2 separate regions of the Homo sapiens genome follow, and region 2 is linked to region 1. The links are chromatin loops, found by intact Hi-C in ENCODE. Cell type or tissue: transverse colon. All regions are shown on one strand. Region 1 overlaps LOC105375508 (a long non-coding RNA gene). Region 2 overlaps KLHDC10 (kelch domain containing 10).

Region 1 (2,500 bases):
AAAAAATTAGCCAGGCGTAGTGGCAGGAGCCTGTAGTCCCAGCTACTCAGGAGGCTGAGGCAGGAGAAGGGCATGAACCCAGGAGGCGGAGCTTGCAGTGAGCCGAGATCACGCCACTGCACTCCAGCCTGGGCAACAAAGCTAGACTCCGTCTCAAAAAAAAAAAAAAAAAAAATCTCCTAGCACTTTGGGAGGCCAAGGCGGGCAGATCACCTGAGGTCAGGAGTTCGAGACCAACCTGGCCAACATGGTGAAACCCAGCCTCTACTAAAAATACAAAAATTAGCCAGGCATGGTAGCACACGCCTGTAATCCCAGCTCGGGAGGCTGAGGCAGGAGAATCACTTGGACCCGTGAGGCGGAGGTTGCAGTGAGCTGAGATCGCGCCACTGCACTCCAGCCTGGGTGACAAGAGCAAAACTCCATCTCAAAAAAAAAAAAAAAAAAAAATTAGCCAGCCATGGTGGTGGGTGCCTGTAATCCCAGCTACTTGGGAGGCTGAGCCAGGAGAATCTCTTAAAACTCAGGAGGCAGAGGTTGCAGCGAGCAGAGATCGCACCACTTTACTTCAGCCTGGGAGACAGAGTGAGACTCTGTCTCAAATAAATAAATAAATAAATAAATAAATAAATAAATATCGATGGAATTTTAAAAATGAACAAAATTTTTCTAAAGTTCACCTGAAAAAGTAACAGTGGGAAAAAGGGGAAAACTATTTTGAGAACGAATAATGTTATACTAGTGAATGTAGTAATACAAGAAAATTTTCAAAATATATTAACTTGTTTAAAGTACATTACAAAATGTCATGGGCATAAATTCTGTTAAAACATAAATTATCCATAAAAAGTGGCTTGTAGCAGATATAGCAAAATGTTGTAAGTGGTTATCTTTTGGTGAAGAAAATAATGGACTTTTTAAAAACTCATCTGTTTCCCAAATTTTCCAAAATAAACGTCAAATATACCCGTATAATACATTACTATTGTATAGAGGAAGAAATAATAGGTGCTCCTTTTATAAAAACTCAGATAACATCTAATTCTTCAGGAAGTCTTTCCTTGTCTAACCCCATCCCTCCAGATCTGGACTAGGAGGCTTTTTACTATTTTCAGATACAGTATCATAATTATTTGCTCTTCTCTATTCCAACTTTGTAAGAGTTTGATAAATAAAACTGTGTCTTTTATTTCTGTATCTCTAATACAGGAACTACTATGTATCAGGATGCAATGAATAAATATGAAAAAAAGAAATAAATAAGAAAATTCACAACTTCTTCTACCACCACTAGAGGGAACCACATTCCCTTTAGTGAGCTCCCTCTAGGAGCTTTTATCTTTTTAAACAAGACTGTTCAAATCTAAGAAACCTTCTAGAAGGGATTATCTCCTGATGGGGACTGTTATAAACATTCCTAAAAATGATATGTCTATCCTAAAATTAGTCCCAAAATATTCCAAGATATTTTATCTTATCCAAATACTGGACTCAATATCTGCTCCATACATTTTGGCACTAATCAAAAGCAATTTTATTGGTTATCAAATTGTAGCCTGTGTCTGTCTTACCTCCACAACAAGAGAGTAAGCTCATGTTTAAGATCATTTCTCTCACATTAACCAGCTCAGGTATAATCACTAAATTTGTGCAAAAACACTTTATTTTAGTTAAAAGGTTAACATGCTCCCTTCAATCATGTGCCACACTAAGAAAATCCAACAGGCAACGTTCCAAACTTACAAAACACAAAAGTTATGTGTTGATTCTAAGAATACTCTCAGATTTATTGAAGGTTTCAACAGATAGTGACAATAAAAAGCCTCTCTTGATACACTTAAAATATTAGCCTGGTTTTCGAATTAAAGTGGTAGCTACTTTTACAAGGGATAGTTACGATTTAGAGAATAACAGCCTATTCCTGATGAGACTTGGGAGCCAGACACGTCAAATTAAGGGGAAGAGGTATCTCCAGAAGAACGTGGAACTGGGATTTGCTTCATTTTTTTTTTTTTTAAGTTGGGGGCATCTGTTACTTGCAGAGCTCTGTGTTGTAAGGGCTGGAATACACGTATAGTTTAGAAAAAAAAAAAAAGACCAGGCCAGGCGCAGTGGCTCATGCCTATAATCCCAGCACTCCGGGAGGCCGAGGCAGGCAGATCACAGGGTCAGGAGTTTGAGACCAGCCTGACCAACATGGTAAAACCCCATCTCCACTAAAAATACAAAAAAAAAAAAAAAAAAAAAAAAACTAGCTGGGCATGGTGGTGCACGCCTGTAACCCCAGCTACTCAGGAGGCTCAGGCAGGAGAATCGCTTGAACCACAGAGGTGGAGGTTGCTGTGAGCCGAGATCACGCCATTGCACTCCAGCCTGGGTGACAGAGCGAGACTCCGTCTCAAAAAAGAAAAGAAAAGAGAAGAGAAGTAAAAGACCAGTGGCAACAGTAGTTAGTAGGTCTCCAGCACTGTCCACCAGGGGCCTGGTGGCTACCAGAGCT
Region 2 (2,500 bases), 670 kb after region 1:
TTGCCATGTTGACCAGGCTGGTCTCGAACTCCTGACCTCAGGTGATCCACCCACCGCAGCCTCCCAAAGTGCTGGGATTACAGGCAGGAGCCACTGCACCCGGCTGAGTCTACCATTTTAAAACCTTATCCTACCTTGCTCTCGACAAGGTAACCTCTCCCTCCTTCTTGAAACATGTTTTTCTCTTGACTCTTATGAAACCAAGCAGTCTTGGTCTTCCTCCTACCTCACTGACCTTTGCTTGCTTCTCCTTTCCTTCTCACTTTCAAGAGTTATATAGTCTTCTGCCCAATTTTTAAAAATATTCTTTTTTTTTTTTTTTTCTGAGATGGAGTCTTGCTCTGTCCTCCAAGCTGGAGTGCAGTGGCATGATCTCGGCTCACTGCAACCTCCACCTCCTGGGTTCAAGCAATTCTCCTGCCTCAGCCTCCCTAGTAGCTGGAATTACAGGCACCCGCCACCACACCCGGCTAATTTTTGTATTTTTAGTAGAGACGGGGTTTCACCATGTTGGCCAGGCTGGTCTCAAACTCCCAACCTCGTCTCGGCCTCCCAAAGTGCTGGGATTACAGGCATGAGCCACCGCACCTGGCTAAAGATATTCTTTGGTGAACTCATCCAGTCCAATGGCTTGCTAATAATTCCAAAAAACATTGTGAGCCTCACCATCTCCCTTGAGTTTGATTTTTTTTAATGTAAAGATTACTTACTCTATATCCTTACTTGGAGGTCAAATAGGCATCTCAAGCTTAACACTGCCAAAACAACACTCTTGATTTGCCCCCTACAATCCTGCTGCTTCAGATCTGTTCCATCACATTTGATGAGACTGTCATCTATCCAATTGCTCAAGACAAAAACTTAGGAGTCTTTTTTTTTTTTTTTCAGAGTCTCGCTCTGTCACCTAGACTGGAGTGCTGTGGTGCAATCATGACTCACTGCAACCTCCGCCTCCTGGGTTCAAGCAATTCTTGTGCCTCAGCCTCCCGAGTAGCTGGGACTAATGGCACGCGCCACCACGCCCAGCTGATTTTTTATTTTTAGTAGAGACGGGGTTTCGCCATGTTGGCCAGGCTGGCCTCAAACTCCTGACCTCAAGTGATTCACCCACCTTGGCCTCCCTCCCAAAGTGCTGGGATTACAGGCGTCAACCACCGCATCTAGCCTTGTTAGCAATCATCTTGATTCTTCTCTCTCCTTCACACCTCATAGCAAATCCTATTAATGCTACTTTCAAAATACATCTCATATTCAACCACTTCCAACCACTGATATACCACCTAGTCCAAGCCACCACAATCTTTTTAGGAAAGTACTTCTATAGTCTTCTAAATGACCTCCATGCATCTGTGTTACCGTGTCCCATTAGCCATTCTCCAACCAGCAGCTAGAGGGAGCTTTAGAAAATAATAAATCATACCACATCACTCCTGTGCTTAAAATTACCCAATAGTTACCCTTCAATTTTATAATAAAGATCACAAATTCAGTTTTAGGCTTGCTGAGCTTCAGAAATATGAAGCATGTAATTGTAGATATGGAGAAAGCAAGGAAATGGCCCTCAAAAGAGATTTGGGCTGAAATTACAAAGTGGCATAACTTATTGGCATATGGATAGATATTGAAAATCACAGATTTGGAAGAGAACACCTCAAGTAAGTTGAAAAGAGAAGGGTGGGGACACAGAACCAAGAATTGAGAACTCTCATACATAAAGTCCTGGTAGAAGGGAAAGAGTTGACAAAGACGACTAAGGATGAGGCCAGACACATAAGAAAACGAGACCTGACACCCAGGAAGCCAAAAGGGAAAAGGATGTTTAAAAATGAAGGGAGATCAAGGCAGATGGAGATTTTAAAATGTCCCTTTGACTTGACACACATAAGTCATTTGTGGGTTTGTTTGTTTTTGAGATGGAGTCTCACTGTCGCCCAGGCTGGAGTGCAGTGACGCAATCTCAGCTCACTACAACCTCCACCTCCCGGGTTCAAGCAATTCTCCTGCCTCAGCCTCCCAAAGTGCTGGGATTAAAAGAGAGAATAGGAAAAAATGCTATGTAGATTAAAGTATACATGGGTGGGTCTAAGAAGATGACTAGGAGAATGGCACTTTAGAAAGAAGAAATGGTATGTACAGAATCAAAAAACAGTGTAGCACAGGAAATTCCAAGTTTTTAAAAAATCTCTCCTCTCAACCTACCTTGTTCCAAGAATTTAAGGCAACTAACTGAAAATACTTCTGTATAGCTGAAATATAAAATGAAAGACATAAATGCGGAGGGTAAAGAGGTAGAAAGGGACAAATAGAGTGAGGGTAAGGAGGAAGAATCAACAACACAATTCCTTATCGAATTGTGACCAATTCTATAAGGAATGAGTAAAAGGAAGGAATCTAATGTGATTCCCACATTTCTGGCTTGACTCACTAAATTGATGATATAGCCATTAAATTAGTCAGGATAAGGAGCACAGGATGAAGTAACAGGTTTGCCAGGAAAAAT

Evidence for each region. Hi-C counts contacts between places; a loop is a spot of excess contacts. Peaks named below come from ENCODE experiments on the same cell type or tissue, not always from the same donor. Only the 100,000 strongest peaks of a DNase experiment are listed, where the experiment ranks them.
Region 2: a loop joins it to region 1, with 3 times the contacts of the local background. A loop is called at or near these places in 37 of 110 quality-filtered maps.

What each region holds. Positions count from the first base shown.
Region 1 is chr7:130,757,440-130,759,939 of GRCh38, reverse strand. The region is part of intron 3 of LOC105375508 (a long non-coding RNA gene); the gene reads right to left. Among named protein-coding and RNA genes, the nearest start is that of KLF14, 24 kb to the right of the region's middle. In transverse colon, a CTCF peak has its summit at 1,288 (motif pointing right); no DNase peak of the experiment used is centred here.
Region 2 is chr7:130,083,158-130,085,657 of GRCh38, reverse strand. The region is part of intron 1 of KLHDC10 (kelch domain containing 10); the gene reads right to left. Among named protein-coding and RNA genes, the nearest start is that of KLHDC10, 14 kb to the right of the region's middle. In transverse colon, a CTCF peak has its summit at 1,410; no DNase peak of the experiment used is centred here.